Regions from separate parts of the Mus musculus genome. Here all the other regions are linked to region 2. A link is a loop called in an ENCODE intact Hi-C map of the cell type or tissue named here. Cell type or tissue: gastrocnemius. All regions are shown on one strand.

The links. A loop is a pair of places that touch in the nucleus more often than their neighbours do. Peaks named below come from ENCODE experiments on the same cell type or tissue, not always from the same donor. Only the 100,000 strongest peaks of a DNase experiment are listed, where the experiment ranks them.
Region 1: a loop joins it to region 2, with 6 times the contacts of the local background. A loop is called at or near these places in 5 of 42 quality-filtered maps.
Region 3: it touches region 2 in a loop (2.2-fold over the local background); 2 of 42 quality-filtered maps call a loop at or near these places.

The regions. Positions count from the first base shown.
Region 1 is chr3:154,221,616-154,229,615 of GRCm38, forward strand. Slc44a5 (solute carrier family 44, member 5) reads left to right here. Exons shown (of 22, transcript NM_001081263.1): 4 at 1,145-1,229. Among named protein-coding and RNA genes, the nearest start is that of Gm40184, 21 kb to the left of the region's middle. In gastrocnemius, a CTCF peak has its summit at 4,966 (motif pointing left); DNase peaks (open chromatin) are centred at 918, 1,179, 3,141, 4,615 and 1 more place.
Region 2 is chr3:153,900,003-153,908,002 of GRCm38, forward strand. It overlaps Msh4 (mutS homolog 4), which reads right to left and starts at 6,136. Exons shown (of 20, transcript NM_031870.3): 1 at 5,670-6,136; 2 at 1,404-1,586. The coding sequence starts at 5,982. Rabggtb (Rab geranylgeranyl transferase, b subunit) reads right to left here. Exons shown (of 8, transcript NM_011231.2): 8 at 7,287-7,739. The coding sequence ends at 7,599. In gastrocnemius, a CTCF peak has its summit at 4,728 (motif pointing right); DNase peaks (open chromatin) are centred at 4,765 and 5,792.
Region 3 is chr3:153,956,136-153,964,135 of GRCm38, forward strand. No RefSeq gene overlaps it. Among named protein-coding and RNA genes, the nearest start is that of Slc44a5, 13 kb to the right of the region's middle. In gastrocnemius, CTCF peaks have their summits at 3,458 (motif pointing right) and 6,063 (motif pointing left); DNase peaks (open chromatin) are centred at 3,438, 4,956 and 6,063.

The DNA of each region.
Region 1 (8,000 bases), 320 kb after region 2:
GGTGACCAAGAGCTACCCAGATCTCACAAGATGGAATTCAAGGTGAAGCTGATTTGGCCTCTGAGACAGTAGAGTGAAGTAGACAAAGGGAGCCTTCCTGGTGCTTAACACTGAACAGAGAAGCATGGGCTGATGAGAAAGATACCTAGCAAAAGTCCCTCTTCCTTAGTGTCGTCATCTTTTGGAAAATTGATTTTTTTTTTTAATCATCTCTGGTCACACCAGTCACATGTATAAGGGTGATTGGATTATAAGGCAAACTGTCAGTCCAATAAGTGTGTGTTTGGAGATGGCCAAGCAAAGTTATCAGAGCAGAGGACAAAGGTGTGTCTTCATCTGCAAAGATGGGCTTTTAAAGACTGTGTTGCTGAAACTGGAGAAGGTGGAAAAATTCAGTTACAATAAACAGGCATTAGCTAACTTAGTGATAGATATTACTTTCTATAGGGTCTAGCTGTCAGGCCAAGTTTTATAATCCACATAACAACAAACAAAAAAGGCGACAAACTTGTGTGAAGCAGAGCCAAGCATCTCCATAGAAAATGCTAGTCCTTAGTATACCGAGGTCAGAGGTGTAGAGTGCTTGTATTAAGCTCTGAGATTATCTGGCAAATACTTGGCGGTCTTTACTGTGGGTTGCTTCTGCTGTGCCCTTGTTTGCCTTTTGAATGCCCTATGAAATCAGAGATGCTGCCGAATTTTGCAGTGTTTTTTTTCACTTCTGTATAACCCCCCAAAGCATTACCTCATTCTGCTTGGTGCAAATCTATCAGCGCTGGTATGAAGTCATTTCTGCTTGAGCTTTAGAAAAGGCGTCTTCTTTTCCAAGTGAGCTTTTGTCTGCTTCCCCCCTCTCCCCCTCTTCCTCCTCCTCCTTCTAATAACTGTCATTTTCTCTGCGCGTTACCTCATGTTTTGGCTGCAGCCCAGATGAATCTGGAGGGGAGAAAAGCATGCTTTCAGACCAATTCACGCACATATCATTTTTCTTTTCATTAAGAAATTACTCTTTGAAGAAAATCAATAATGTTCTATGACTGAGGGGGAAGAGGTGAGTGTTGCCCTGGCAATTCGAATCTCTCAAATTAGACTGCTTTCAGCCAGATGGTGCTGATGGGGAATTTGTCCGTTTTTGTTCCCACAGCTTGGGCCCATGGTGACCCCAGGAAAATGGCCTATCCTACGGACAGCCAGGGACATTTTTGTGGCCAGAAGGGAACCCCCAATGAGTGAGTATGGCCACCTATGTTTTGCATGGTTTTACTCTCTAAGCCGGAATGTACACACATCAGCCTAGTCTCATGGGACCTGGTAGGCAGGCTGAGACTCAGGAGGAGGTTTCTCCTGGCTCTTCTTACAGACAGCTGTAAGTGGTTTGGAGATTTTATGCTCTGCATCTCCACTCTGATTAGGGAAAATAAAATTAAAAGTAAGGATGGGACCAGCAGCCATATTTAGAGCATGCCCTTTGGATTGGGCTATTGTGCGGCCATATTGAACAGTGGTTGAATTGCCTATACCATACTGCTGTTGGGCTGTTTTTGCTATAATGTTTACCTACAATCATTCTGACTTTTGTAGTGTTCCTAGGTCTTCAATGATCTTTGGGGGCAATTTGACAACTGTGGACAGCACGGGAGGGGGAAGCGGGGGAGGTGCCCAATGTCAATCATAACAGAGGTGTCTGTTTTTGAAAGCATGCTTTCTATTTATTTACCTAAAATAAAGCAAACAGACAAAACCCACAACTCACAGTTTTAGAAAAACTTTTATCCCTTTCTCAGGGTCCATTTCTTTCTTTCGCCTTCACTAATTGGGTTGCTGCTAGATCTTCTGGCTCTTTGCAACCTGTTGAGTTTCTGGCTTTGAATAGCTATGGAACAACGAAAGTCCCATTAACAAGAGGGTTGCAATAGAAACACAATCCAGAATGCTCAGTTCTGTGTCTGTAGTGCCACCCATTACTGAGAACGTGTTATGGCAAGAGATGGATCGATTCATTAAAGAGCTGAAGAATCCACAGGCAGAATAACTGCAGAGAAACCAGAAATCCTAGAAGTTGGAAGAGAGAGCAGGACACCCTTATGATCATATCAAGGCAGATTTGGGGAGTGCTTGCCTACAAAAAGCCTCTGTATAAAGACACCTCAACTAAATTTGAATCCAAGATATAAATGTATTTTAACTTTAGAAAACAAACAAGACAAAACACAAACACGCACACTCACCACACACTCACACTCACACACCACAGAACTCACAAGATCCTCAGGTACTTTTAAATGTGATTTTTAACAGGTTTTATATAACAAGTCTTCCAGGCTTGATCCCCTGACCCATTTACGTCAGACAAAGAGGTGGCCCCCCAAACTGCAGTATATAAACACTATCCAGAAATGATCTTGCCTAACAGACTATTTACTCCAATACAATGTCTGATAAAGATTAGTTTGAGATAGAACAGATTTCAGCAATATGTGTCAGTTCTGGTCCCTCCATCTTCTGAAACCTAACAGACCCCTTGGGGAAAGTGCCCATGACTTCAATAACCAATTCTGTTCATACTGCTTTCTAGTTGCATCTGTGTTATCATCGTGAGAATATCATTTGCTTGTATTCCTATAGTTCTTTTTGTAATTTCTTTTTATATATTTAAGCTTCCAACTTAGCTGGAACATATTTTTGCATAAGCAGGATGGAGCAGGAGTCAAACTTTTTTTTTTTCCAACTGCAAAAAACCAATTACTTCAAAACATTTTGTTGGATAATAGGATTTTTATATTTTCAATTTCCTACAAAATTATCATATGATAAATGTATACTTTTTCTGAATTTTAACCCTATATTAATATATTTAGGCCTTCCAGTAGCTTCCAATAGTTTAAAAGTGCACTATGTCTCTCTCTCTGTGTGTGTGTGTGTAAACATGTATGTATGGATACCCATGAGAGCAGAAGAGGCCATTGGATCTTATAAAAACCTATACAAAGTTTTTATATCAACTTGCCACAAGCTAGAGTCATCAGAGAAGAGGAAGCCTCAACTGAGAAAATGGCTCTGTAACATCTGGCAGTAGGCCAGCCTGTAGCACATTTCCTTAATTAGTGATTGACATGTTGCCCCCACCACCACCACCACTGTGGGTGGCGCTGATGATTCTGGGTTCTATAGAAACCCAACTGAGCAAGCCAGTGAGCAGCACCCACCATGGCCTCTGCATCAGCCCCTGCCTCCAGGTTCCTCCTCCGCTTGAGTTTCTGCCCTGGCTTCCATTGGTGATGAACTGAGGTGTGGAAGGGTAAGCTGACTAAACCCTTTCCTCCTCAAACTTCTGTGATCATTGTGTTTGATCTCAGCAATAGTAATCCTAAGTAAGACAAATATGGTGGAGTTGTTGTTTTAATTATCATAATAAAATGTACTAGTTTAAAATTTTAACGAAAAGTTACTTTAAATTATGCATATAGACTTGACGGGTAAGTAAAAATACTTAAAGCAAGTCAAATTTTACTCAATATTAATTTTTTAAAGTAGGGGGCTGGAGAAGTAACAGCGTTTAGAACACTGGCTACTCTTCCTGAGGACTCAAGTTCAATTCCCAGCATCCTCAGTGTTCTTACTTTTTCCCAGTAGGACCTACATCTGATATGTTCAAGCATTTACCAATACTGTCACCTACTGGGACCTAGCCTTTGTGGATGGCCTGCGGAAGAACTTTCAGAGAGACTCATACTGTCTCCTGTCACAGCCAAAACAGCCACAATGAAACGAAGCAAGAAATTATAGCCAGTACCAGGCAGTAGACAGAATGGAATGCAAACAGTGTGCTTGTCTGTCAAAGGAGATTGATTAAATGGGCTCTAATATGATTATATAACGAAATACCATTTATCTTGGGCTCTGATATGATTATATAACGAAATACCATTAATCTTTCAAGGTATTATGTACAGCTGTGTTTTTGACGTGGAGATGTGCCTGATACGGTTCAGTTCAAGAAGCAAAGTTGGGCCAAGTGATGGCTCAGTGGGTAAAGGCTCTTGCTGCCACACCTGGCCTCCTGAGTTCATTCTGGAACACACAGAGTGGAAGGAGAGAGTTGTTCCAGCCTTTCAGGAAAGGGGCCAGGGAGATGACTTAACTAGTAAAGTGCCCGCTGTGTAGGCATGTAGACCTGAGCCCAGTCCATTCAAGTCATGTTTAAAAAGCTGGGTATGGTGACCCATGCTTGTGACTCAGTGCTGGGGAGCCAAGGCAGGCAGATCACCAGATCACTGGGCTCACCAGACAACCAGCCTACTTGGTGAACTCCAGGCCAGTTAGGAACCCAGTCTTTAAATAAGTGGTTGATGCCCAAGGAATGATATCTGTGGTTAACACACACACACACACACACACACACACACACACACACACACACACACCAAAGCATACCAGAGGCAATGAAATGGACTTTCATGTAACTTTTGACCTAGGACTAGCTGATAAAAATGTATTTATTAAAGTAAGGCAGGAAATAATGTGCATATTTCTGTGCCAGGATGCAGTAGGCACATCTCAGGATGAGTAAACCCAAGTCAGGGCCACGCTCTGGTCAGTGTAGCCACCGGGGTGATTGTATTTGTGCTGTGATAGCTTTGCAGCTGACCCTGGATTCATAATACGTAGGAGAGATTCCTCATAACTAGGCGCAGAGCCTTGTGTTGAGAGGGCGTTGTCATACCTGGGATAGTGAGGAATCCTGACTTTTATGCTTTATCTACTCCCAGTGGGAAGGACTGTGGGAGAAACACTGATAGTTTCCTGAAATTACAAACCAGATTTAACCACAGCTTCAGAGGGCACAGAAATGTAGCTACGTGTAACTGTGTAACTTTCTCTGCACAGGGGAAATTGCTCACTACGTTTGGCTTCAAGGCCTGTTAGCTGGTCCACTAGAAAGCAGGAATTTGGTTGGTTGTGGCTCCACCTTCTGGGTACTGCAAGAACTTCAGCTAACAAAGATTGCTGGGAGGGTTTTCAACAGAGATTGTGCACAGATCCCTGACTGGGAAAGAAAACAACTTTCAGGTCTCCATAGAACTGTTCACAAAATGACGACTGTCCCACAAATCTGTTCGAATACGTGACCAACCCCAATCCTCCTATTCGATTTAATTTTTAAATTTTGCATGAATTTGGACATAGATCCTGTGTCTCTAGAAGGCATCTGGTAGACCAAATTTTGCCCCAATTTTTAAAATTTAAAATAACTATATGTACTTGAAAGCAAATTACATGGTAATGAAGAACCTGTAACAAAAGGAGTGGCCACCCACCTTGACATTTTGCCCATAATGTATTCCACAATGTATACTCTTTCCTGTCTCAGGTTTAGTTCCGGCAATTTAATAAAAGCGTCTTTTGGTGGTGTTCTTATTCTATTAGTTGATACTTTGTTACCTTTAGGTGGTATCCATTGATAACCTGCCCTGGAAAACCAACTTTGTTCCTCTTTTTATCCACACGCCCACGTCTGAGCTTAGATGGCTTTCTGGCCCCTTTCAGTAGGATATTGATAATGTCCCTCTACTTCTTGTCCTAACTTGACAGTGTCTGGGATCCTCTTTGTGCAAGAGAGTGATATCCCCCCGCCCCCACCATCTTCCCTCTGGTTTTCCTTTTCTGTTCCACTATGCAGTTTCTATATTTACTTTCTCCTTTGCGCGGTCCACTTTGTCACCATGCACACTTAGTGTTGTAACTTCAGCAGAGCCTGGCATGGTCTGTTGTGTTTGATACCAGGAGCTGGAAGCAGTGAATGACTTCAATTTTACTGTAACTACATAATCCTTATTCACTGCCAGGCTGTGTTCTTTTGTCTCTACCAAGCTCCCATATAAAATCATTAACTGCACTTTAATAATAGTGTAAGATCAGCCTGCATCTTAGTTTGTCTCAACATAGAGAAACACACACACACAGAGAAACACACACATATGCACACACTGATACACAGAGACATACACCCACATATAACAGAGACAGACATACAGAGACAAGACATACACGCACACACACACACACACACACACACAGAAATACACACATATGCACACACAGGCACACAGAGACATACACCCACATATATACAGACACACTCACAGAGACAGACATACAGAGACAAGACATACACACATAACACACACACACAGACATACACTCACATAGACACACACACCAAACATATACACAGATACATACACACACACACACACAGAGAGAAACACACATAAACTTCACACAGAATTCTAATAAAATATTTATTTGGTGCTGGATTTTATCTTAAGTACTATAATGGTTAATGTTGGTTGTCAGTTTGAGACAATTTAGAATCACAATGGAAATCACCCCTTGGCACATCTTTTGTGAGGGAGGAGTTCCTAAATTAGGTCAATTTCAAATAGAAGGCCATGGGTAGCAACATTCTTGAGCTTGGGTCCTAGAGTGCATCAAAAGGAGAAAGCATGTGGCAGCCCAGCACTCACAGCTCCCCATTTCCTGAACACAGATGCAATGTGATCAGTAGTCTCATAATCTTGCTATGAATCCCCATCATAAAGTGCATCCATGAGCCTAAAATAACCCTCTTCCTTCCTTCAGTTGCTTCATCTAGTGTTAACTAATACAAACAGCCACTGCCAGGACCATCACACATGTTCAGATTCAAATAATTTTCCCTCCCAGGAGTCTGCTTTCTCTAAAGACCTACCTCACTGCATGGTCATCTTCACCTCAGTTCATGACCATCTTCACCTCAGTTCATGGCCATCTTCACCTCACTGCATGGCCATCTTTACTTCAGTTCATGGCCATATTCACCTCAATGCATGGCCAACTTCACCTCAATGCATTGCCATCTTTACCTCAGTGCATGGCCATCTTTACCTCAGTGCATGGCCATCTTCACCTCAGTGCATGGTCATCTTCACCTCACTGCATGGCTATCTTTACCTCACTGCATGGATATCTTTACCTCACTGCATGGCCATCTTTACCTCACTGCATGGCCATCTTTACCTCACTGCATGGCCATCTTTACCTCACTGCACGCACATCTTTAACCTCACTGCATGGACAATGCTTTTAGTCCACTCAGGAACACTGTGGCTAACTGTAGGCTTCTCACAAGCTTTGATCATTGTTCAAAAGTTTCCAAATTTAGCAAGTAATGCACAGGATGCCCAGTTAAATTTTTATTTCAACTAAACAGCAACCATTCTTTTAGAATGCACGTTCTGTTCTTGGTTTCTCTGTTCTGAGAAGGTTCCCCTCTTTGTTAACTGCTTGTTTTGGTGGAGGACAACCATGGCTCCCTTCCTGAGATCAGAGATCACAGGAGGAAAGAGTGTGGAGCTCTGGCAATGCCATTTTCTCTCATATAATTTTCCCTCCTTTTTATCTGATTTATGGCCCAACTGTATAGAATAGTGGATTGAAAGGTAATTTCCCCCCAGGAACCTGAGGACATTGCATTCTGCGTTCAGAATGTCTAAGGCCAATCTGGTGGCGTGCTGGGCTGTGACCTTTCCTTCTGGAAAGTGTTTGAAATAGCATACTTCTTAGAGTTGAAAACCTCACAATTCAGCACAAGTGTTTTTTTTTTTTTCTTCTTCAAAAAATTAAGTTTTAAAATTACCATACAAAGGAGCAGGTTTTATGGCAGCATTTTTCAAAGGAATTTGTTTGTGGTGATCTTTCTCAGGCCTCTTCTCCCAACTTCCCTGATGCTGTGTGCCCTTCTGCCCCACCCCCAAAGGCTCCAGTCCACTTCCATGTCTTGCTGCCTTCCACTTAAACAAGTCTTTCCCTTCTATGGTCATCTTTCTAGGGTAGCACATGGTTACACAGGCTATACTCACACACATGCATGTGCTTTCTCTCTCTCTCTCTCTCTCTCTCTCTCTCTCTCTCTCTCTCTCTCTGTCTCTCTCTCTGTCTCTGTCTCTGTCTCTGTCTCT
Region 2 (8,000 bases):
TATATGTATAGTGTAATTTCTAAAAGTACAATAACCATAAAGATCCTAAGAGTGTTGTGGTTGGATGTGAACGGAAGAGTTGGCCCCCAGCAGGTGACACTACTGAGATGGTGACTGGGTGTTTGCTATCTAACACATGTAAAGATTCTTTTGTTTGTTTGTTTGTTGTTTTGTTTCTTGAGACAGGGTTTCTCTGTGTAGCCCTGGCTGTCCTGGAACTCACTTTGTAGAACAGGCTGGCCTCGAACTCAGAAATCCACCTGCTTCTGCCTCCTGAGTGCTGGGATTAAAGGCGTGCGACACCATGTCCGGCACATGTGAAGATTCTTAAAACATATAACGACAATACTAGGCCAGAAGAATATTCACCTCCATTATAACAGTGATGGTGCTACTGTCACATATGCAGTACGTCTCCCCTGAGATGCCATCATATGTCACTACACACTTTTTTTAAAAGGCTAAGCATGAGGGTTCACACCTTTAACCCAGTACTCAGGAAGCAGAGGTGGGAGGATCTTTGAGTTCAAGGCCAGCCTCATCTATGGAATGAATTCCAGGACAGCCAAGCCTACACAGAAAGGTCTGGTCTCAACGATCATCAAAACCACACACACACACACACACACACACACAACCACCCAGCATCTTAAAGCGTATGCACACATGCTAGGTAGGTGTTAAGCCCTCCTTCTGGAGAGAGACTCCATCTCTCCTCAGGTAGCACAGACAGAGCACTTTCCTTGGGAGGAAGCAAGGTGAGGTGCAGCGTCTGCAGGCCGGCCAGGGAACTTCAGGACCACAGCTCTCAGCCATGGCTGGGGGAGCTGTTCTGAGAAGCAGCTGCTCCGAGTTACCCATGCTCCTGCCCCACATCTCAGGGTTCCCAAGCTAGACTTGGGTGGGGTCGTTTCTTTGGTCTGTTCTTAGTATCTGGGGTGAACAGACGTTTGTTCTTACCTTCCCAGGAAAAGTCAGGCACATTTACACATCATGTAGCCAGGACGTAATCTTATATATGTCTTAGGAAACTGGTGCACACAAAATACACACTCACTGACCCCTCAGCAAAATTGAGTACATTTAGTTTAAAACTCAGTAGTAGGAAAGCACTCACGGTTAGGGTTAGGGAGTACTCTTAGGGTCAAGTTTTTCACTTAAGCATCACATGAGAGAGATTTCCCTCCTGGGTCAGAAAGGTTCAAATAACACAAGGTTGCATTTATTAACAAACAAGAATGGAAATCTCATAGGCATGTTAGCCTGCCCTGAGGTGCACAGGGGTCAGTGATATATGCACCTTTCCATCCTTTCTATCAGTGGTAGATGAACCTCAAATGAGCTAACCACCCAATTTTTAATTTATGAAACTTTAAAACATTTTAAAAGATCATCAGTTTTACCTGAATATCCTACTTGTGGTGTCCAACTTTTATGCCCTGATCTCTGGGGATTTCCAGCAGATAACGGAGTTCTAAATGTATGTGGGTAAGTGGTATCTCGTGCAGAAGATGAGCTTGTACCAACAGGAAAACTGGATGCAGCTCTGTGTATAGCATAAGATCTTTTGTTTCCAAATGATGAACCTAAGTTTGAAATTTTATGATTAATTCTTAATGATTAGCATTAAGGAATTATATATTAATTTCTAAAATTTATATATTGTCTATAAAATTTAATCTGATTAATTTTAAAATTATAATAATGTAAATGATTATTGGCAATTTTATTCATAATAACCGTATTAGTATGCATTATTATACGTGGCTCCATTGTAACATTTCCGTGTGTGTATATATTGTATCTTGATCATATCCAACCTCCATTATTATCCTCTCTTGGCCCCTCCTACTCTGACCCCTTCCTTGTCCCAAAGGATTCCCCTCTACTCTCATGTATTTTTTTATTAGTGATAATTTGTGTTTGTTATTTTTAAGGCAAATCTCACTATGAATCTCAGGGTGGAGTTGAACTCACTGTGTAGCCCAGACTTGCCTCCACTTTATGATTCTCTTTCCTCAGTCTCCTGAGTGCTGGAATTACAGGCATGTACCACCACACCTGGCTTGATAATCATGTACCAGCACCTGCTGATAAGGGCTGGGGGTGTGGCCTAGTGGGTAGAGTGCTTGTCTGGTATGGATGAGGCTCTGGGTTTCATCCCCAGCATACATAAACCAAGTGAACTCACTACTTGAGAGATGCAGGAAAGGGGTTCACAAGTTCAAGGTTACCCTCACCTAAAGAATGAGCCGAGACCAGCCTGAGACACATGGGATTTTGCTTCAAAGTAAGTTAATTTATTAAAGAGATATTCTGATAGGGGTCTTGAGTGTATGAGTTCACTGAAACTCTTGCTAAAATTAGAAGGGTCCTTTCAGTCACCAGGTGTAGTTTATACTATAATTAAGTGTCTTTTCCTTCATCAACTCCCTCATCTGAACGCCTCTTCCTATGTAAATGGTGTTATGAAGTCTCAGCTTCAGACTCTGCACTTTTTCAGAGGGTTGCTTACCAACATGCTACCTACTTCACAGTCACGTCATAACATTTCATACAGTGTACATAAATAGCCTAGCACAGTGTCTGCTAACACAGAAGTTCCAAACAGACAAACAAGCAAATGAAAAAACAGGGCTTTTCCACACCCTTGACTTCCACATCGTTTGTCTGAGCCCTCTTTACACTATCCACAGCTTCCTGGACCAAGCCCTTTTCCTCTGCCTTAAGTGCTGGCCTACAGTGTTCCATGCTTTTAAAACTTCACTACTACATGGACATTTTATTTTCCCTGGCCTCTCATCTGTTATCCCTGTTCCCGCCTGTGGAGAGCTTTTTGGGGTGCCACTTGGCAGGAGTCTGACATTGGCCAAGGACAAGGAAATGGGCTTCAGGCAGGAATCTGACATTGGCCATGACGAGGAAGTAAGCTCAGGCAGGAATCTGACATTAGGGCATGATAAGGAAGTAAGTTTCAGCAAGAATATAACTTTAGGCTGTAATAGGGAAGTAGGGTAAGGCAGGAATTTTAATCTTAGGGTGGAAGAGAAGAACTAGGCTTCAGGCAAGATTTGGGGCTTGGACAAGGAAGTGGGCTCAAGTATTTTGGTCACTCTGACTCTGACAATTCCTTTTTTTTTTTTTTTTTCTCGAGACAGGGTTTCTCTGTGTAGCCCTGGCTGTCCCGGAACTCACTCTGTAGACCAGGCTGGCCTCCAACTCAGAAATCGGCCTGCCTCTGCCTCCCAAGTGCTGGGATTAAAGGTGTGTGCCACCATGCCCGGCTCTAACAATCCCTTTTAAACAACTGTAGGGAGAGTGATCACAGGACTTCGCTTGCTGCCTTGCTAGTTCCTTATTGTACTGCTCACCCAAAATACTTGAATGTAGTTAAAATGGTATAAAAAGTGGATTGAGCCGGGCAGCACGCCTTTAATCCCAGCACTTGGGAGGCAGAGGCAGGCCGATTTCTGAGTTCGAGGCCAGCCTGGTCTACAGAGTGAGTTCCGGGACAGCCAGGGCTATACAGAGAAACCCTGTCTCAAGAAAAAAAAAGTGAATTGAATCTTCAGTCTCAGAATTGACTAGGGTCATGCTACAATGTTGTGTCTTTTTTTTTTTTTTTTTCCTTTTTAATCCTCACTCTCGCACTGGAGAACCTGTTGACTGATTGTGTGGGCTTGGTCACCCGCTGACATTCATTTCCTGATGACTTTCAGGCTTTCATTTACAGCCTTCACTCATCTAACACACTACACAAGTTGAGAACATTCCAGTTGCAGCAGAGGGCAAATGTCTAGGCTTTGTGGGCCACACAGTCACTGTCAAGGGCTCAACTCTGGCAGTGAAATAGGGGTTCAGCCTAGGTAGTGTATAAATCAATGAAAACAGCTATAGTTTTTCAAAATAATTTCTATATATTGGAATTTGAATGACATATGCCAGGAAATAATCTTTTACATTTTTCTCAACCCTCAGTTCCTCACGCCTTTAATCCCAGCACCGAGGAGGCAGAGGCAGGTGGACCTCTGACTTCCGGAATACAGAATAAACTCTGCCTTGAAATAACAAAAGAAGCAACAAAACAACAACAATAGCAAAACAAGCACTGTGAGTTCGAGGCCAGCCTGGTCCACATCGCCAGTTCCAGGACAGCAAGCGTTACATACAGAGACCTTATCTCTAAGAAAAACTTAAAAGTTAAGATGTTGGAGATGCGGCTCAGCGGTTAAGAGCGCCTGCTGTACAGTCATGCAACAGAGTCCAGATCCAAGCTTGTTACCCATCTAACAATCAGGGCACAGGGCCTTCCTACCACAGAGATTGCCTGTAAAGGATAAGGCAGAGAGCAATTAGGGGAGACTCCTGATCTTCATCTGGTAGAAAACAGCACACATTCATTAAATACTCAAGATCATATACCACCCATGTCTACATAAGTGGGTCTGTCTTGTACGAGGCTCAGGTCCCTGTGCCAGGTTCCCACTTCAGAACTGTCAGACAGGCCATCCTCATGGTAAGCTTTTTTCCCTCAAGTGCTTTTTACCTAATATTTAACAGAGAAGACTTCACGATTTAACTATTTCTTCCCTCACAACATCCAGCCAACTCTTCCCTCATAAAACCCACTCAACCAACCCTGTTCTTGTAATGAACTGAACTCACCCTGAAGGACTTTTTCACCTAAGTGTACGGGTGTTTTGCCAGTATGCATGTCTGTGCACCGGAGACCAGAAGAGGGCAGCAGATGCTCTGGCAGCAGAGTTACAGACAGTGGTCAGTCTCCATGTGGGAGCTGGCAGTTGGAACACTAAGCCTCTGAAAGAGTAGCTACTTCCCTTAACGGGCGAGCCATCTATTTGATCCCAGAAGGCCTTATTTTTAACAAGGCCTTGATAAGATGTTCACTTTAACCTGTTATCATTCCATTCTAGAACCTAAAGAGTAAAACCCGTCGGCCAAAGCTCAGCTCTCCACTATTAGAAACTATTACACACAATCTCCCATATATTCACTATATATTTGAAGAAGTAGGGGACCATCACGATGACTCAACGACTAGAGAGGCATTACCCACCAAGCCTGACTCAGACCTTAGTTGGATTCCCAGAGCCCTCTTGGTGGAGGTGGAGTTTTCTCCGAAAAGTCGTCCTTTGACCTCTACATCCACCCCTTGCACACTCATATACTCATAGAGGGGAAAAAGGGAAACTTTTTTTTTTTTTTTAGGAAAAAAAGTTAAAGGCCAGCCATGGTGGTATAATTCAGTACTCAAGAGGCTAAGGCAAGAGGATTGCTAGGAGTCTCCAGCCAGGCTTTCCTGAACTTCAGGACAGAAGAGCTTCAGGACAGCCTGAGCCATAGAAAACCTGCCTTTTAAAACGAAACATGAAGTTAAGGCTTTACATGGGAATACTAGATGGGTTACCCTTCCTCTCACGTCTTAATGAGACCGTTGTGAAGAGTCAAGACTTTCTCCCCTGTGTTTTGATTGGTTTGAAATTGTGTTGCCCAGGCTGGCCTTGAAGCGTAGTCGCCAGTGTTGGGATTAAAGACACAAACCACTCCCAGCATGAGTGACTGTGGAATCCTGGCCAGACTGCTTTCTCCAGCAGGGCGCCGAGGGCAGCGCCCGCCCGGGGAGGTGACCAGGTGAGCCGGGGCCTTGCCTGGCGCGGACGCCGGCGCCGGACTGCTGCTGCTGCTGCTGCTCCTGTCGGCCATGGCGCCTTCCGTACTCGGCCTGGACGCGGAGGCCAGGGTCCTCCCGCATGGGGCATCCCTCCGCGACGGCGTCCAGCGTGGGGAACTGGAAAGCGATGCAGCCTCCTGCCTCAGCATCTCTCCGGCCTTTCTGACTCCCAAGGTTCTGCGCGCGTGGCTTCGAGCACTCCAAGGCTGGAGGCCGCACCGCTGACAAGGCGGGAGGCTAAGCGCATGCGCAGTGCTGTAATCGCGCAGGCGCAGGAACAAGCAGCACATGATGCACACAGCGCAGGCGCAGTTCAGGGGTGAGCAGCGAGTTTCTCACCTTTGCGTCCAGGGTTGTGCCGGTTTATTCTCATCACGTGATTCTGGAAGCTGTAAGCCTCTTCACTCCTTAGGTACCAGGCTCAACAATTTATAGCCCACTAACCACCTAGGTTGTCAACAGTTCATTTTGAAGGAGGGGGGCTTTCTGAGGACTGAGCCAGGGTATTGCATATTTAATACGCCCCAGTTACACCCCCAGTACACAGCATGTGCCCAATGTCTAAGAATGAAAGTCTTCGCTCAGTTGTACACATAGCATAGTACGGGACAGAGCACAACACGGGTGAGACCACATTAACAATTAAAAACAGCACTTCTCAACCGTCCTATTTCGAGTACTGCAGTTTTGCACATAGGGTAAAAACAAACTACAGTCTTGCTCGAAACCCTTGGGAAGCTCTTCAACAATCAACACATAAAACATCTTCTAGGTGACAGAACTGAGGATAAATGTTCTCCAGCAAATAGGGCATTCACACTAGTACCTGCAAACACTAGTGTGTAGTGAGTGTAGTTTGAGCAGGAAAAGCCCCTGTAGAAAACTTGAGGGAAGCAGCTTGTTTTAAGTAGGTGTGGTCTTCAAGGAACATGTCTGCAGGCCTGCCCTCCTAATTGACTAAACCTTTGAAACTCTTTAAGCAAGCCCTAAATTTCAAGAGTCGCTTTGCTGGTCACAGCATGTCTTTACAGAAATAGAACACTAAGGACATGTAGACGATATTAGTTATGTGTAGCCTCAAGGTGACAGCAATGCTTAAGCAACAATCAGGAGACATAAAACACACTTGGAGATACCTATTAAAGATGTGGAGTTCCAGTGCAATGTAGGACTCTCAAAGAGGGGAGACGTTTCCTTCCTTAAATATTAAGGGGTAGAGGTCCTTAATAGTAAGTTACCTCTCTAGTAACTGACCCAGGAGCGGCTATAGACTAGAGTCAAAATTACATTTATACCATTACTATTCACCCAACCTGCAACCCACCCAGAGTAACCACATTCAAACCCTTGAGACATTAACACCTCACAGGGCCCCCATCACGAAACAACACCTAAAGCCATTATGGAGTGGACCAATTCTTTGGGGATGACTTTCAGGATCCTGGCTAACTCAACTGCATGCCTGAGAAATCCAAGCCAACAGCAGACTAGAGTTCCCTGAAAAATGTACTGTACCCTCTGCCCCAACTATAAATAAGGTGTTCACACTTACAAAATGGTTCAGTTCTAAATAAAAAGCTATATACACAACAGCCACTGATTTTGACCTTTATTTAAATTATGAGTTTCACTCATCAGTTTTATTAACAGAAATCACTTTCCATCATTGATTGTTACACGACAATAGGACACGGGGAGGCATCAGTTAAATACCAGCTCTAAATAGGACTAACAAAAACTGGACTCAGAAGACTAAAGATCTAAATACAACATATTTATTTTACAATACTTATATAATTTATCATTAACATATGATATACAAAATATTAAGTCACGTCTAGGTTTGATAAACACTTCAAATACAGCAGTAATTCATATTGCACACTACAGCATCTCTCCCATCTGACTAGCTCACTAGCTCAGGCTGGACATTCACCCTCTGAAGCACCTCTTCTGGCATACAGAAGACAGGGCTAACAGGCTTGATCTGCTCTTCTCCCAGAAGTGACAACCCAGCAATGCCAAATAAGGTATGAAAGGGATCCACCTGTGGGAAGTTCACAAACATGGAAAAGGCTCAATTATCTATCTGTCCACAGTGAAGTGTATCTTGAATACCACTTTAAAAGTTTTCTGAAGACAAGTATTTCTAATACTAGACATAAACAATTATCACTACAAGATATTTCTATCAGCTCTAGCCTTTGTAACTAACACATTTTAAAAAAACACCCAAGGTAAACCCCCAAGACAACCTTTGGACTATTTCTTACAGGGCACTATTTTTAGTGCATTAGAAATGCCTATA
Region 3 (8,000 bases), 56 kb after region 2:
CATTGTATCAATGCAGAATTTATTGCACGTGCCCAGTTGTCATAGTGTCAGAGCTGCTGGAGTCAGAGATCCTCCTGCCTCTGCCTCCCCAGTGGCCAGGACTACAGGCATGTGCCACCATGCCTGGTACATTTTAACTTCTCTAGATGTCTCCATGATACCTTGTCTTGGAGGAAGGGAAGGGAAGGCAGACTGGCTGCTATAAAGCCTTATAAATCACAGGATTCAACAGCAAGCATGCCTAATAGTTCTGTGAAGTCCATCCAATGGGAGTTACAGAAGGTTATGAGCCACCAAGTGGAAAGTGGATGTTGAAGGCCAAACCTGGGTCCTGATCATCTCTGTAGCCATTGACCTGTGATCATCTCTGCAGCCTTCATTCCAGCCTTACTTAATATGTTATAGATGACAGAAAGGGACCCCGACACCCTGACTCCATGTGACGTTTTTCAATCTCCTCATATATTTCTCTCCTGTGTCTTGTTTTTTTTTTGTTACCCCAGTACCTTGCCACAGTCTGACCTTTCTATGAGTAATATCCAGCCTCTTCGATTTCCATCTGATTATTATCATTTAAGAGGCAGTTCAAAAACCACCTTTGGAGAAATTCCTGAAGCTGCTTGCCAAGTTAAGTAATTTTCTCTCCTGTGATTACTGTGCAAACCTCTTATATAACAAAGTCCTAGCAAAAAGCTACAGCACTCTATGGCTACACCCTGCATAGGCTTACGCTAGGAAGTATAATGAAGTACAATAAAGACACAGGCATAAGGTGAATTTCAGTCTTTTCCTTAAAATTCCGTAGCAATTCCATTCACAACCTTTATCTTGTGACTCAAGATGCATTACATCCTGACCCCTATGAAATGAATTTTTTTGTTTGTTGATGACAATGGGGATTGAACCTCAGGACTTGTGTTTGCTAGACAGTCTCCCTTCTGCTGACCTACATTGCCAACCGTTTGCTACTTTTGTTTTTGTTGCTTGATTTTTGAGATGGTCTTATGTAGCTCTGGCTGGCCTGGGCCAGGCTGGTCTCCAGTGCACAGAGATTCACCAGTCTGCCTCCCAACTCCTGGGATCTAAGGTGTGTACAACCAGGCCTAAGGGAAGAAAGGCTGCAGGTGAAGTTCTTCATTAACTGACTTTCTTATTTTTCCTCTCTGTTATACTGCCTTCCTTTCATTCATTAGTTTGTAATTCCTTTCCATTTTTTTTTTCTCTTCTGCAGCAAGGTCTCTCTCTGTAGCCAAGACCAGCCTAGAACCCATGATGGGCCTCCTACTTGAGTTTCAGGTTCCAGGTGTGCACCACTGTGCCAGGTTCACGTTCTTTCAAAAGTAGTTTTATTGAATCTGCGTTAATCAAAAATTTATTATAAGAAATGTGCTCCTCCAATTCTGGAAACCAAAAAGGCCTGCAATTTGTTTCTGTCCAGCTTGAGACCCAGAAGAACCCAGGTGGAGCTCCAAGGGCTGATGTTCCAGATCAATGGACTGGGAGAATTCTGCTCACACTCATGGTTGAATGAGACCCCTACCACTGTATTAGGGAGGGCAGTCACCGTCATCCATGGTACCGATGTACACATTCATCTCACCCAGAAACACTCTCTTCAACCAGGCATGGTGGCACGTACCTGTAGTCCCAGCACTGAAGAGGCTGAGGTCAGCTGGAGCTACATTGCGAGTCTGAATTTGAGATGACCTTGATCACAGAGGATACATCATCTCAGAACACATCATATGCAGAATAATATGTGGCCACATGTCCAGGTGTAGAATCCAAAATAAATTCAAGACCACTTAGCCCTTCTTCCCCCCCCCCCCCCGATCCCCCAAGGGACTTTCAGAAACATAGCGGTCAAATGACTAAGTCTACAGCTGCCTAAACAAAATGAGTTGTTCTCAGAAAAATAACCATAACGCCACTAGCAGTTCTCAGAAAAAGTCCCCTACCCTGCTCCACACTGAATTCTGAGAAAAACCACAAACCACCCTGACCTTGTCGCTAGAATTCCCTGTGACATTAATAGCTGTGACGTTAATAGCTGACTTATAAGTTTAAAGCATACTGCTGCTTTGCTGAAAAACCACAAGGGCAGGCAGAGTGAGGGACTAGGCCAAAGGGTTACTTTGTCATCCTATACAAACCAACCAATGCCTGAAAGGGTTACTTGCTATACCAATGAAAATAAGCCAGCTAGCCCTGTTGCCTAAATCTGCCCCTTACAAGGTATAAAAAGTGTGTTCTTTGTTTGTTCTGGGGTCTCTTCTCTTGCTTGCGTGCTGAGGAGGGTCCCTAACACGTTGGATCAATTAAAAAAAAATCCTCTTGTGGTTTGCAGCGATGGTGGTCTCTGTGGTCTTTGTGAGTGAGGGTCTTTTGACTGACTCTAACACAGGAACTCCATGGCCCTGTCAGTTGGACACATGGGTGGTATTTATATGTGATTCAGAAATAGCACACTGCCTGACAGACACTACCACACAACAAAGTCTTCTTCTGCAGTTAAGAGGAACATAGACTCAGAAGCTATGCTCAACAGAGAAACCCCGACTCTGCTCAATCTCTGGTTGTTTGGTTGGTTAGTTTTGTTCAGTGGCTGAGGTCTCAGATCCCTGGACAATCTGTGTTTTCACAACCTCCCCGAGGTATCCCAGTGACACTTAGTTTGAAATTCATTTTTAAGTACTGCCATGTCAAAATCCAAAGAGAACTGACAGACCCAAGGACACACCAGGCAGATTGGACCAAGGAGCCAAGGAAAGAGGTTTAGGCTCAGAGTTTTCTGCTCAGGGCCGAAGATGTGGATAGTAAAGAGAGCCAGGAAAACAAAATTCCCCCAGCCCTGGATTGTGAGTACGTGCACACACACACACACACACACACACACACACACATACTCATACACACCCATGTCACACACATGTGCATACACACAGACACACACACAAGAACATACACACAGACACACTCACACATGTGCATACACACACAGTCACACACACACACACTCACATAGACTCTCTCAGACACACACAATACACACACACACACACACATATACACGGGCACACTCATGCACACCCATGCCACACACATGTGCATACATACACACACACATGAGTATACACACAGACACACTCACACATATGTGTATACACACACAGTTACACACTCACATAGACACACACACACACACACACACACACACAGAGTGAGCTTACAGGAGCCTAACATCTTCTTTGAACTTCTTTTAACACTATCTCCAGAGGTTTGATGGACTTGTTGATAACAACTGATGAAAAAGAGGTCATGAACTTAAGGGGGGAGCAAGGAGGGCTGTACTGGAGAGTTCAAAGGAGGCAAGAGAAGGGAGAGATGTTGGAATCAAAACACAATCTCAAATAAACAAAAAAACTTGAAATAAAAGTGCAGTTAACAGAATGACCACCAGAGGGAGACAGAGGCAGGGCTTACTACCTTGCAATGGGACAAGCTGTGAGGAATGAATACTCTCAATTGATAGTCTCTAAATTCTCTTTGTCTGAATTTCTTTTCTTCAACACAATACAACATGTACACACACAAGTGGAGGAGTCCCTTCTCATATATACACAACTGAGATTCAAAAAAAAAATCTGGCTTAACATGTTCCTTCCATTTTATCGGAATGTGCGTTAGGAACAACTGTAAAGAGGGACGGTTGATAACGTCATCCTTCTCCCAGGACTGGTGGTGGGTGGGGTTTGTGCAAGTATTCTAATGGAAATATTGATCTGCTCATAAATCAGTTTCTGAAGCCTTTGTGGGCTGTTTTATCACTAGAGGCTCAGTTCAAGCACTGTCAAGCACGAGGTGGGTGACCTGTACTCTGCCCTATGAAGCCGTTAAGTACCAAGCAGTAACAGGGTAAAGCAGGGTGTGCTGGGTAAATGGCAGCGGGCTCCACCAAAGGAAGGACACACACTGATAATTCTAAAGGAAGCTACTGGGTCACACGTAGTGGATGAGCGAAGGCCTTCAAAGGTCTTGAACCAGTTTGGCTGGCTCTAGTGGAAGCCAATCCAAGCCATTGAAAGAGAGGTCAAATTGTGTGTATGTGATTGTATATGTGTGTTCCTGTGTGTATGTTCTTATGTGTGTTTCTTCTTGTGCGTGTGTTTCTGTATGTGATTTTACATATGTTCTTGTGTGTGTTTCTTCTTGTGTGTTCCTGCATATGTGTCTGATCCTGTGTGTATGATCATGTATATGTTCTTGTGTGTATGTTTCTTCTTGTGTGTATGTTCCTGTGTGTGTTCCTGTGCATGTTCCTGTGTGTGATTGTATGTATGTTGTGTGTTTCTTCTTGTGTGTTCCTGTGTGTGTCTGATCCTGTGTGTGTGATCATGTGTATGTTCTTGTGTGTGTGTTCCTGTGTGTGATTGTATGTATGTTCTTGTGTGTGTTTCTTCTTGTGTGTGTGTTGCTGTATATGTGTCTGATCCTCTGTGTGTGTGTGTGTGATTCTGTGTGTGTAGGACTGTGACTTGCTGAGTCAGCTAGACTACCAATGGACCAATGCTGGGATCTCATTTCCCTACCACCTCTTCTCCTGTTTCTTTTCTGTTTTGTTTAAAAAAATATACAAACAAGTTTAGGGACTGAACTCAGACCTTATGATTACACAGTAGGCACTTTCCCAGCTGAACCATGATTGTAGTAAGGAATGATGGGGAAGATGGGAAGAGAGAGGAAGAAAAGGAGAGAGGGGGAGGGGCAGGTTTCATTTCCTTTCCCTTCCTACTCAGCTCATGGGGAAGGAGTAAATGGATCCTGCCCTTAGGAACTTAGGTCTGAGAAGGGGAGACTGCACAGTGTGAGCAGGAGACAGCTTCCCAGTTGTTCCTGGGCGTTGGCATCTCGGGAGCACACAGCACCATCTGTCTGCATCCTTTCTGACCTGGACCATTGGCAGGTTGCCATAGTCCTACACTGCAGGAGAGCATCCCTGGGTGAGTGTAAGCAAGGCAGCACCACTCACCAGCAGCAGTTATTTATTTATTTATTTATTTATTTATTTATTTATTTATTTATTTATTTATATCACAATCAGCTTATTTACCTCATGAGAGCCAATCTTGAACAGAGAGCAAGTTATTTCACCCGTCTTCCAGTTTGGACCTAACAGCCCAGAGACAGGAATTTTAGAGGACAGAATGGGACAGGCACATAACCCACCTCCACAATGGAAGGAGGACGAGTTTCTATGCAGCCACTTGGGGAGCTTAGTGTGGCCTCTTCAGTGAATGCTGTCCTCTGTGGCTGCAGCCTTGGAGACTAGAAAAGATTGTGGAAGTGACCCTAAGCAAGTACACTGCTTAAAGATAACAGGCAGAGGAGAGAATCCGCAAATCTCAGTAGCCAGGCAGAGATCCGGTGAGCCAGGCGATACCTAGGACTCAGCAGAAACCCACAGGGCAGTGGTTCTCAGCCTTCCTAATGCTGCCACTTTCTTTTTCTTCTTTCTTTTTCTTGGATATTTTCCTTATTTACATTTCAAATGTTGTCCCCTTCCCAGCTCCTCCCAAACTCCTTACCCCATACCCCTCCCCCTGCTTCTATGAGCGTTCTCCCCCACTCACCCACCTACTCCCACCTCCTGGTCCTGGCATTCTCCTACACTGGGCCATCAAGCCTCACAGGACCACAGGCCTCTCCTCTCATTTGCGGCTGGAGTCATGAGTCCCTCCATGTGTACTCTTTGGATGGTGGTTTAGTCCTTGGGAGCTCTGGGGGTTCTGGTTGGTTGATATTGATGTTCTTCTTACGGGGTTGCAAACCCCTTCACACTGCAACTTTTTAATACAGTTTCTCATGTTGAGGTGACCCCAACCATGGAATTTCATTGCTACTTCACAAAATTCTGTAATTTTGCTTGTTATGAATCACAATGTAAATATCTCATATGCAGGATATCTGATATGGAACCCCCAAAGGGGTGGAGACCCTGCACAGACTGAGGATCACTGTCCACAGGGGAAGCCCACAGGAGCAGCTGCTGAACTACTGCCACCTAGAGGAACCTTGGAGAAAAACGGCCCCTCTTACCTAACATGGAGGTCCACCCTCTAGCTTGGAGAAACAGTAACCAGTGAGTTAGGGGCCTGAGTCTAGAAAATAAAAAGCAGCCAGTTTAAACTCGCTGTGCCTGCTTTTAGCTGTGATGGTTGAGCAGCCCTCGTCTCTTTACCTTTCACCCTACCTCACCCTTTAATATTACTGTGGGCGTTGTTGCTGATGTTCTCCGTGGAAGCCCTGGAACTTACCCTGTAGATCAGGCTGGACTTGAACTCATAAATCTATCCACCTCTTCCTCGTGGGTGCTGGGATTAAAGGCGTGGGCCACCACTGCTGGGCAAATGTATTTGTTTTATTTTACATGTGAGTAATTTGCCTGTATGTACGGTTATGTGTGTTTTTAATTACGCATAAGAACCAGAGGGTCCCAGAGTTTGCTGTGAGACTCTGTAATGTCAGAAGCTAGACCAATAATGTCTCATCCACGTGACTGCGTAAACATGACCTGATCGAGGACATCAGCCGTAGACATGTCACAGTGTGTGAGGAAGCCTGTGAGGCCTGGGCCCTTCACAGAGAACTGCAGACAACTAAGGCATACTGAGAGCAGGGGACACACATCTCCTGGGACCAGGACACCAGTTGGCTATACAGAACCAAATGGCTAGCCCTGGACACATACATACGAGTGGCATACAGAATACGCAGGTTATATTTAGGAACTTGAACTTGAAAAAGAACAAAGAGGGGTACGTGGGAGGGACTGGAAGGAGGAAAGGGAAGGGATAGATGATGTAATTATATCACAATTTCAAAAATTAAGGAAAATAAAATAATTCTTATGTATTTTAAATCATGTGTATGTGACTGTGTGCTGTTTGTGTAATGACTGCAGTGCCCACACAGGCCAGGAAAGGGCACGGCGTGGGAGCTAGAGGCAGTTGTGAGCTCCTGATGTGGATGGTGCTGGCTACCAAACTCTGGACTTCTGCAAAAGCCATCACTGCATCACCACAGCCCCTATATTTTCATTTTAATGGCCTATTTCTAAACAGATTTTGTGTTCTCGGGAACTTTGCTTTGATCACCTTTGTTTCTCTGGGAGAAGGTTTCTCAGTAGCCCAGACTAGGCTATGTCATAGCTGTAATCATCCTGGCTCTGCCTTCTGAATGTTCTTGTTCAAGGCATGAGTTGCCACCTTTAATCCCATCTGGCTCTTATTTTGATGATCTTGAGTTTGTTCTTTCTTCGTTAATTTTTTGAGACAGTCTTACTATGTAGCTCATCTGGCCTGGAGCTCCCCGTAGACTAGGCTAGCCTTGAACTCAGAGAGATCTGCCTCCCGAGTCCTGAGACTGACGGTGTGTGCCACACTCGGGCCTTTATACTCTGTTTGACATAGAGGGGTTTTGAATGGACTTTCTTAGTTGTTCAGTTTTAGGTGGGCAACTTCTGTTTTCTTTTTTCTGTTTCTCCAGGCTCCGGGAAGAAGGGGGAGTTTTATGTCTCCTGGGATTTTAATATGTAGCTTTTGTTTGTTTGGGAGGCAGTCCTCACTCTGTGCCCCAGTGACCTGGAGCTCACTGTCTAGCCTCAGGCTGAGATGTCTGTCTCCTGTCTCAGCGTGTCTCAGAGCCCCTCAGGCTGTTAGTGTATGTTATGTTTTCTGCGTTCCATTCTGTCTGTCTGTTGGGCTTGGAGGTTTGTTTTACTAATTTAGCACACAGTAGAGGGTTAATCTGGCATTTCTACGTGTTCATGTCACTGTACTTTGTTCTGATTTCTCCTTGTTGCTGGTCTGGGATGCTTTCTGATCTTCACACATAGGTGTCCTGTTTCCTACAGATAAAATTATCTAGGACTATATTTTGTTTACTGGGTCTGCTGCTGTTGGTTTTGCTTTGGTTTAGACAAGGTCTTGGCAGTTGATCTG